Linked DNA regions of Homo sapiens: region 2 is linked to region 1. Evidence: read pairs that join two places in POLR2A ChIA-PET (ENCODE). Cell type or tissue: PC-9. All regions are shown on one strand. Links, peaks and the distances in the headings refer to the core of each region. The heading gives the core; the rest is flanking DNA. Region 1 overlaps MAML2 (mastermind like transcriptional coactivator 2). Region 2 overlaps MAML2 (mastermind like transcriptional coactivator 2).

Evidence for each region. ChIA-PET counts read pairs that join two places held together with the same protein. Peaks named below come from ENCODE experiments on the same cell type or tissue, not always from the same donor. Only the 100,000 strongest peaks of a DNase experiment are listed, where the experiment ranks them.
Region 2: POLR2A ChIA-PET joins it to region 1 with 7 read pairs; 4 of 35 experiments call an interaction of 5 or more read pairs at or near these places.

What each region holds. Positions count from the first base shown.
Region 1 is chr11:96,035,046-96,040,425 of GRCh38, reverse strand. All of the region lies in intron 2 of MAML2 (mastermind like transcriptional coactivator 2), which reads left to right. Among named protein-coding and RNA genes, the nearest start is that of MTMR2, 110 kb to the right of the region's middle. RefSeq lists an enhancer at 117-617. In PC-9, for the core only: no CTCF peak of the experiment used is centred there; DNase peaks (open chromatin) are centred at 2,135 and 2,585; H3K4me3 peaks cover 1,829 bases; H3K27ac peaks cover 4,692 bases.
Region 2 is chr11:96,148,323-96,153,702 of GRCh38, reverse strand. The region is part of intron 1 of MAML2 (mastermind like transcriptional coactivator 2); the gene reads left to right. Among named protein-coding and RNA genes, the nearest start is that of MIR1260B, 190 kb to the left of the region's middle. RefSeq lists an enhancer at 2,917-4,116. In PC-9, for the core only: no CTCF peak of the experiment used is centred there; no DNase peak of the experiment used is centred there.

The DNA of each region.
Region 1 (5,380 bases), core at 314-5,313:
AAAGGTCATATATTGTGTGCAAACTCAGAGTTGTACATTAATGATATGATACTTTTCTGTGTGTGTATTATACTGCAATAGAAAGTTTAGAAAATGCAATTTTTACCCCAACACTTTTCATCTCTGTTACTCTATTTTTCTGTAATGCTTGCCATCTTCTAATATGTACTATAATTATGACATTTATTATATTATTTCCTCATTAGATGTAAGTTCTATGAATGCCAGGATTTTTATGTCTGCTTTATCTGTCACCTTGAAGTGTACCTGGCACATAATAAATAATATAATGAATGAACAAACTATTGAACCAGGAAAACATGAATAGAATAGGCCAGGCTCAGACATCTAAAGGGAACCCCGGTTTGAGGACTTGTGTTGCTTTGGAAGTGTCTCATTCCTGAGTGCAGCGAATAGGCTGCTAGCCCCAGGTTGTGATGATCTTTTTTTTTTTTTTTTTTTGAGACAGAGTCCTGCTCTGTCACTGTCGCTCAGGCTGGAGTGCAGTGGCACGATCTCTGCTCACTGCAAGCTTCGCCTCCCGGGTTCACGCCATTCTCCTGCCTCAGCCTCCTGAGTAGCTGGGACTACAGGCACCCGCCACTACGCCCGGCTAATTTTTGTATTTTGAGAGACAGGGTTTCACCGTGTTAGGGTTTCACCATGTTAGCCAGGATGGTCTCGATCTCCTGACCTCGTGATCCGCCTGCCTTGGCCTCCCAAAGTGCTGGGATTACAGGCGTGAGCCACCGCGCCCGGCCGATGATCTCTTTTCCTGCCTGTCTAAAGGTTACTTTTTCAAGGCTACTTCTGGGCCTTTAAGCTTTCTTTCTTATCCTAAACTATTTATTCTATTTGCGCCATGTCAGAAACCTTCCCATATTCAATGCAAAGCTCAAATGTCATCTTCTCCATAAAGCCTTTCTTAGCAGCCTCAACCCAAATTCCTCTAGCTCCTCCTATGTTACTTTTATGGAATTCTTTTCTGTTCCCTCCTCTCCTCTTCCCTCCTCCCCTCTCCCCTCTCCTGTCTCCTCTCCTCCCCTCTCCCTTATCCCCCTCCCCTCTCCTGTCTCCTCTCTCCTCTCCCCTCCCCTCCTCTCCTCCTCTCTCCCCTCTCTTCTCTCTTCTCTCACCTCTGTCTCCTCCTCTCCCCTCCTCTCCTCTTTTTCTGAGTTGGTCTTGCTCTGTCACTGAGGCTGGAGTTCAGTGGTGCAATCATGGCTCCCTGAAACCTCAACCTCCTAGGCTCAAGTGATCCTTCTGCTTCAGCCTCCCAAGTAGCTGGGACTACAGGCATACATCATCATGCCTGACTAATTCTTTAAAAACATTTTTGTGTAGACAGGGTCTCACTATGTTGCCTAAGCTGGTCTCAAACTCCTGGGCTCAAGTGAACTTGGCCTGCCAAAGTGCTGGGATTACAGATGTGTGCCACCAGTAATTCCGCCTGGCCTAGAATTATTTTCATTCATTTATTTATTCATTCATTCATTTGACAAGTATTATTAAGCACCTACTAAATGCCACATACTATACTAAGTGCTGAAGATACAAGGTTGAATAAAACAGTTATGTCTTTGATAGGGCTAGGTTTCAATAGAGTAGATGAACAATAAGTATATAAGGAAATACATAAAATCATTTTGGGTACTTTGAAAAAAATTAAGCAAGGTAGAGAGTTAGAGAGTGATGGAAGTGCTATTTTAGATAAGTTATGAGGGAAGACTTCTCTATAGGCAACACTGGAGAAGTGACCCAGATAAAGTAAGGACCATGAGGAGGAGCATTCCAGTTAGAGGAAACAGCAAATACAAATACCATGCAGTAAGAGCAAGCTTGGTATATGGGTCTCTTGCTGTGAATTCCTCCAGATAGGGCTTAAGTGCCTAGCACATTGCTTTGGATGAGAAAGTTCTAAGCGATTGAATAGTTGAACCAGTTTAAAACATTGAATTTATTCAAGATCTAGTCATAATTTTTATCTATTTTGCGTTTTTCCTTAGATCAACATTTCCTAAGATGTGTTCAGTAGAAGACATTCCAAATTGATTTACGCAAAATCTAGTTTCACCACATACACCAAAATGGTTCTGTGGTTAAATGAGTATAAGGAACGATGAAGATGTGTATGTCGATATAATACAGGTGTTGCTAAGACCCACAGTAAAACAAACAAGCAAACAAAAAAATGTCTAGTACATTATTTTCTAACCACAACCTTCCTTTCCCATAGAACACACATTACTAATGCACAAGACAGTAAAATTCCATAGAATTCAATTTGGTGGAGCATGTTCCTCAGATTCCTTCATTTTATATTAAGTATATATTTATTAAATTCTTAATATTTACCTGCTTTCATATTTTACGAGTAAAATATAGATGCCAGAATATTACAATGTTATTCTAATTATGGCACAAGAATGTGGATTTTCAACATTCTCTTTAGTACGTTAATGTAATACCTATTTTCACAGCCCCACCCTGCCTAATTTTAGCCTATATCTAGTGATCTTTATTAGCCAAGCCATCTCTTGGGGTATTTTGTCACTGTCAGGATTGGGAGTTAAAATATCAAGAGGCAAGTTTATGAGCCTTGAAGTAAACAAATAGCAGTCAAGGAAACAGAAACAAAGCTTAGAATGCCCAGCGAGAGCTCCTGGCTGGTGACACATCCAGGCTCTGTGGGTGAATTGCCTTTGAACACAGCTCCCTCTGGGAGAAAAGATCCAGCCAATTGCTGGTTCTAACCTGTGTGTTTTTGGTTTCTTCCCCTTTGCACGTCCTCTCTGAATTGGCCTGTTCTATGTTACTGGTGATTGCCTCAAAACTCAGAAGTCATAGTATCAATCTAAGCTTCTTTGCTCACTGATTGGAGACCTCTTTAAGTATTTATTAGTTTTCCATGGTCACCAGCCAGCTGGTGAATGCATGCTTCAGTAACAGGGCTAAATTTGCAAACAGCTGTCAAATAAAGTTGAAACTGTCTTACAACCGTGTATAAGGGTGTTTGTCTCGAAATGCATGTGTATATATCAGAGAAAGAGCAAGAGAGAGAACACCTGGACTTTTGGACAATTTAGCCAAAGATCTTGTAGCCACTGGTGATTTTTAAAAGGAGAAAAGAGCACTTATTCTTATTTTATTGTGGGCACGTCATTTAGCATTACAGGTTTAAAGGCAGCAGGGAAACTGCAAAGCCAGAGTTATTTTTTTTGTTGTTGTTGTTTTTTTATTTTTTATTTTCTGAGGCATTAGTTGCTGTGAAGAAAAACAAGCCAAAGTTTTGCTTGTGGGCAGAAACATCCCAGAATGCATCTGGTGACTGGGCAGAAAGCAAGTACTGGCAAGAGCCCAGGTGCGTTGGCTCCCGACGGCAGTGCAGGAACAACCTAGGCGGTATTCTCAGACTCCGATCAAATTTCCAAGATGGATCCAGTTCAAAATTATCTACTCCGCTTTCACTTATCTAAGATGGTGCTCCAAGTTTAGGATTACAGTCCTCTGAGCTGGGAGTGGAGACTATAGGGAGAAAACCCACTGGTGTTTTTAAATACCATGAAAGGTGTTTTATCTTGTTTAAGTTAGCCGCAGCACACCTGGAAATTAGAAATATACTGTCATTCCTGGGGAATTCAAGGCAGTAAGAATTATTGGGGGTTAACAATTTTCAGGAATTTGGATCGCCACATCTCAGCCCCGGAGTTATTTTTACAATGGGACTTCTTGGTTAAATCTCTAAATTTAAATAGATAAGGATTCAACATATTCTTGAATCTTGAGATCTAGTTTCCCTCATCATGGGCCAAGTAGGAAAGAAAGAAGTGAAACCCTCAAATCACAATGTATCCCTATTTGCCATCCTATCGTGAGCTCCTAAAATCTTATTTTCACACCAAGTGCTTTTTCACCGTCCACTGCAACTGTGATTGTGGTGGTGACCAGACCTGTTCCAGGGGCTCTGAGTCAGGAATGGTGATCATGTGTTCTTTCCCATCATATTCCTGCAGAGAGTAGTGCTAAAAGAGTTTAAAATGAATGAAAGATCCACCTCTCCTAGTTGTTAGAGGAAATAAAACTCTCTAGAGTGAACTTAAAGTGCCCTTCTACCCCTACTTAAAACCTGAGACATACCATCTTTTTTCTTGGGCCCTATACCTATATCTTACCCCCGGCTTTTTGATTATGTCCGTTTGTATGTGTCATTCCGGTGGGGTTAAGCCACTCATTAGATGAGAGATTTTCTGTGTGTCATGTGCCTACTTTATTATAGAATTACATGTGTAGCATCTCAAAGAATAGCTATGTTTTCCACAAAAATCTGTTTTAATTGAACATAATACTGTGGTAAAGTTTTTTAAAATTGCTATACTTGTGCATTATTTTATTCAGTTATATTCTGTTTTTTGAGGGTTTCACTGTATGACAGGCACAGTTTCAGACCATTTTCACATTTAATCCCTGTAGCCTCACTGAGGAGTCTATATCCTAACCCTTAGTTCACAGATGCCCAGCACGTGTATCAGAGAGGTTATGTAACTTGCCCACGGTCACATGGAGCTAGGACTCGAATGGAGGCCTTTTGATTTTGAATTTGTTTGTCTTCCTTTCATCTCTCTGTGTGTGAGGCACTGTTGCATTTCATGGAACAGAAATCTCCTCAGTCTCTTTTGAATATATGAAGATTTCCTGGAAGAATACAGTGGAGTCTTAGAGAACCCAATGTTGGGAGAATACCAAAAAATGGGAAAGCACAGCAGTAATCTTCCCTGTCTCTGTGCTTCCTTCCTTCTGAGATCTCATGATCTCTTGCTTCATTCCTCTCTGAAGTTTCCTCTACAAAGATCTTAGTTACTGTTGCCCAGTGATTTCAGCCTGCACAGGACTTTGGGTTACCACGATACTATTTCTTGCTCTACATGACTTTCCAGTGCCAGGAGCTAACACCTGACAGACCCAGTCTCCTATCTTCCGTAGAATCCACATCCTCAGAAAACAAGAATTTGATTGATCTAGGCAGAGCAGATTGTTCCAAAAGAAGGTGCTGTGAGAAAATAATGGGCATACCTAAAACACGCACTACTTTTTTAAAAGACACTCTATTTGAAATTTTAAAATCAGAATTACTTATGGTTGGCTTCGCATAGCTTTCTTCCAGTCTAGCGTGGTTTCTTTTCCACATTCCTGCCACTGATATGTCTACCCTCTCTTGACCTATCTCACACTTGCCCTGATTGCCTTTCTAAAGGGTACCACACAATTCCAGAATTCTAATCTTTTATCTTTGTGGTAGTTATGCAAATTCTTTTCCTTCTTTGGGAGTTAAATTCCACCTCCACTTCCTCAAGGTAGCTTTCCCATATTACCCAGTAATTAT
Region 2 (5,380 bases), core at 121-5,120, 110 kb before region 1:
CCTGACCTCATGATCTACCCACCTTGGCCTCCCAAAGTGCTGGGATTACAGGTGTGAGCCACCACACCCAGCCACTATTTTTAACTTTCCCTTATAGATGAGACAACTGAAACACAGGCCACTACCTCACTTGCTTTGGGTAAAAAATTTGAGAGAATGTCAAAAACCTCAGTAATCAAGATTAATAATATTTTAATGTAATCCTTTAAAAAACCAAAATTAATCCTAATAAATTCATGATGATCAAAATACCAAAATATAAAAGAAAGGCAAGATTCAATAGGCAGAATGTTACAATAACTTGCCAGGATGATACAGTTAGGAAGAGGCAGGGTAAGGACTTGAACCCAAGTGGGTTGACCCCAGGGACCACATGCTTAACTGCCATCGTGTGGTCCTCCTAACAAATAATACCACTACAAGTCTTGATGTTTTGATAGGACAAGGAAAGGTACAGGCGTAGGAGCAAGCGTCATTTGGGATTAAGGGATGCCTCATTGTTTTGGACTAATTGGGACCTCATGCAAAAAAAAAAAAAAAATTCTAAAAACAGAAGCAGAAAATCCAGATGGGGCCTAAATTTTATACCTTGACCATCTATGAATTTAAGTATGAAAAAAGAAGATTTCCAAAGCATCCTCTTAATTTTTCTTCTGGCTGGCTCCTGCTGGGAGAATCAGTGGGTAAAACTACCCTGCATTCTGGCTGTAGAAATGTGATAATTAGAATCACTTAATATAACTGCAGTGTCCTCCTTGGTTCCTCCACCTTGAGAGAGATAGATGGAGCATTTCCCTTGCTTGCATCCAATCTGTGAGATTCTGGCAGGCAGGCTGCTTGTCTTGAGGGCTTGTCATTGAGAGCTGGTCACCTAGAATGCCCCGACATGTTTGAGCTGCATTGTTAAACTACATTGGTATTCTCCCAGCAAAACTCCTCTCCTTCTTTTACCAAATCAGCATTCTGTGAACACAGTATTTCCTTGCCTGGAAACATTGCAAGTTTCTGCTACACCCACCATGACTCTTCCTTGCTTTATACAAATTGGCTCTAAGGAATATTTCTGGTAAATGTGTTCATGTGTCAGGAGACTGAAACAAATTTCACATGATACACTGAAGAAAATGATCAAAGGGTTTATGGCTAGCCCCCACGGTCCCTCGCTTTAGTTGGAAGAAAAGAGAGAATGAGTTTTATACACCTAGAATTCTTGCTGGCCATGTGCTATATGATATTTAAGGTAAGTGAGAACTGCAGAGTTTTAACACTTAAACATTTGGACAGAACTTCAACTGGTGTTCTATCTTCTCTGTCGATTATATTTTTAATAGCTGTAGTAGTTGGGAATAAGTTGTTTCTCGATTTGTCATTTAAATCCAGTAGAGGTCATTTGTTGGATGTTACCAAGTGAGTGCTGAATGAGTCTACATTTCTTTTGCTGTTGATAACAATATGCAGTTACTCTTTTTCACCTATTCTTTTAGACAGAATCTCACTCTGTTGCCCAGCCTGGAGTGCAGTGGTGCAATCATAGCTCATTGCAGCCTCAAACCCCTGGGCTTAGTGAACTTGCCACCTCAGCCTCCCAAGTAGCTGGGACTATAGGTGCACACCACCATATCTGGCTAATATTTTTATTAATAGTAGAGATGAGATCTCAATATGTTGCCCAGGCTGGTCTTAAACTCCTAGCCTCAAGTGCAAGCAGCCCTCTTGCCTTGGCCTCCCAAAGTGCCAAGATTACAGGCATAAGTCACTATGCCTAGCTATAAACATTTTTTCAACAATTTATCTTAAAAATATGTATTGATCACCTATGAACTAAAATCCTAAGGGCTGTATTAGTCTCTCACTGCTATAAAAAATACCTGAGACTGAGTAATTTATAAACAAAAGAGGTTTCATTGGCTCATAGTTCTGCAGGCTTTACAGGAAGCATGGCAGCATCTGCTCTGGGGAGGCCTCAGGGGAGTTTTATTCATGGTGAAAGGCAAAGTAGGAGCGGGTGTCTTACATGCCAGGAACAGGACAAAGGAAGAGGGGGAAGGTGCTACATACTTTTAGACAACCAGATGTGAGAACTCACTCACCATCATGAGAACAGCACTGAGGAGTTCGTGCTAAACCATTCATGAAGGAGCATCCCCACGATCCAATCACCTCCCACCAGGCCTCACCTCCAATACTGAGAATTACAACTGAACATGAGATTTGGGTGGGAACACAGATCCAAACCATATCAAGGGCCGGTTATATGAGTTAGATATAGTTTCTGCCCTTCAGGAGCTTTCGGATTACTTGCTGTCAAGAAATATAACTCATAACTGTAATGCAAGATATGACAGACTAAGAAGAAATAATGGAAATATTTTGGATGCCCAATGATGGGAGAGGCACCCCTTGGAGAAATCAAGAAAGACGCTGCATTTTAGCTCAGCCCTATGGATCAGAAGGATAAAGAGAGGTGAAAGAGTGTCCCAGGCAAGGGCAAAGGCAGGAGCTGAGGAAGGATGGATGGAGCATGTTCTGAAAAAGGAAAGTGTCCCGGTAGGCTAGAAGAAAGTGAAAATTAGACGAGGGAGTTTGAAGTGTATTCAGCAGGCACCAGTGAGCAACAGAAGGTTTTGTGTTTCAGCAATGATGGGAGATAAGTAGAGCTATGCTTGAAAGCAATGCTTTTCAGACTTTAATGTGCATTCAGATCACCAAAAGAGTTTGTTAAAGTATACATTTAGATTCGGTAGGTCTAGGGAGGGGCTTAAGATGCTGCATTGCCAAGAAGTTCCCAGGTGATGCTGATGCTGCTAGACTGTAGAACACGCTTTAAGCAGGGAGACTTCAGAAAAATGCTGTAATGGGAGGCAAAATAAACTAGAGTTGGGGAGGCCTGGAAACTGTCAAGCAGGGGTTAGTATGGTGGCCCTACAAGGGTAAAGCAGGTCTGAACTAGAGTAGTGACCACAGGGATGGAGACGAGGACTATCTGGTGGCAGTCAAATTTTCAGGGCTTAATACTATCTTATGTAGGGTGAGGGGGAATGGGTCGCTCATTAATGACTCTAAGACCCCAAAGCTGTGGGTGTGGGTGCTTTGAGCATGTCCCTGCCCTAACTCTCTGCTCTCATCATCCTGAACTACTTGCAATTTCCTCAGAGTTGCCAGGCTGTCTGTCTGGGCTTGTGTACTGTTGCCAATGCTTCAAGAAATGCTGACGTCTCTCTCCATCCCCTTACTAGATTAACTCCTACACAACCCATAGGATTCAAGGTAAGTGTCACTACTTCCCAGAAGTCTTCCCGGGCACCCTAACCCACTCCCTGCTCCCAGTCTGGGTTAGGTATCCTTCCTATGTGCTCTCACTTTATCTTGCAAGGTCTCATATCCAAGCACTGTGTATTCTGATTACACACTTGTCATTGAAGCTGAGCTTCGTGAGAGCAGGGATTATCTTTTTCAGCTTTGTGACTTCATCACTCCCACATAGTAGAGACTCAGTAAATGTTTGATGTATGAATCAGGAGGAAGAGCAAAGCTTTTCTTGCTGTGATGGCAATAACTTTTGTATTTGTCAAAAATTGTTAACGAAATTTCAAGTCAATTATTTAGATATTGAATTTAATTTAGATTGGTACATGATAATTTGAGGGGTAGAATATTCAGGCGAAGATATCCAACAAGTAGTTAGAAGTTTTGGAGTACAAATTAGAAGACAATTTAGTACTGGCCATGATGACTCAGGAGTCATATGCATTGAGGTGACAGTTAAGAACATGGCGGTGGATCAAATAAAGACAGAGAGACAGGCAGAGCCAGGCAGAGACAAAGGAAGAAGGAGAGATCAGCAGAGAAATTTAGAAGAGAGAAGGAGAAGGAGACCGAGAGAAGACAGAAGGAGACAAAGAGAAGGAGACAGAGAGCAGACAGAGGCAAACAGAGACAGACTGAGGACAACTTTACTTTTCTTTTTTTGAGACAGAGTCTCACTCTGTCGCCTGGGCTGGAGTGCAGTGGCGTGATCTCAGCTTACTGCAACCTCCGCCTACTGGGTTCAAAAGCAATTCTCCTGCTTCAGCCTCCTGAGTAGCTGGGACTACAGGCACATGCCACCATGCCCGGCTAATTCTTGTATTTTTAGTAGAGATGGGGATTCACCATGTGGGCCAGGCTGGTCTTGAACTCCTGACCTCAAATGATCCATCTGCCTCGGCCTCCCAAAGTGCTGGGATTACAGGCATGAGCCACTGCGCCTGGCTGAAAACTTAACTTCTCATTTTTTTTTTTTTTTTGTGACGGAGTCTCACTCTGTCACCCAGGCTGGAGTGCAGTGACGTGATCTCAGCTCACCGCAGCCTCCACCTCCTGAGTTCAAGCAATTCTCCTGCCTTAGCCTCCTGAGTAGCTGAGATTACAGGCGTATGCTACCATGCCCAGCTAACTTTCTTTTTGTATTTTTAGTAGAGACAGGGTTTCACCATGTTGGCCAGGCTGGTCTCAAACTCCTGACCTTGTGATCTGCCCACCTCGGCCTCCCAAAGTTCTGAGATTACAGGTGTGAGCCACCACACCTGGCCTACTTTTCAATTTTGAAGAGCTTCTGTGATACCGTGGATGAGGCACATGACTGGGTTGCATGTCACAGTGGAAGGCAATGTTCGTCACAGAGGGCTACTGGAACCTTTAAGAGGGAGATCCTAAAGTGACGAGGTTTAAGATGCCGCCTTAAGCAATAGGGCTATATGTGAGGTCAGGATTCAGAAATCAATTTCACATCCATGCTAACTGGGCCTGTTTTACGCCTTTCTAGCTTCCTGCCTGGGCAGAATCCATTCGTCAAAATGTAGATGGACTTAAAGCTTTGTCTCAACTCCTCTGTCCTTTGGTTTCCAAACCACTTTATGAGATCATCTAATCAGCTCACACATGTGCTGTCTGTCTTTCTCATACACACACACTACTTCTTCCTGCCTTCTCCTATCAGGTAGTGTGCGTGCTTATGTGTGTGTGTGTGTGTGTGTGTGTGTGTGTGTGTGTGTGTGTGTGTGTATTTTTCAGAATTTTCAGACTTTTCAGGCCAGAAGGACATTTCCCCACTTCATATTGATCCCCAACATTTCAGGGAAAGCAATGCATTAAATAAAATAATGTTCAGCTTCAGGCGGGTAGGCACCCTGCAAATCATAGTGTAGACAGGCACCTACCAGGCCTCCAGAAAGAATGACCACACCTAGGCTTTTTTTTTTTTCATGTTACCCAAAGCAGCATTTTAACAGACTTCTATTGTGTTTTCTCCATTCAGTTCACTTAGAGGGTGACATTTTGCCCTCAAATTCATATGTATAGTTGCTCTAAGAGACTTTCAGAGCTGCATGCCTGACAAAAT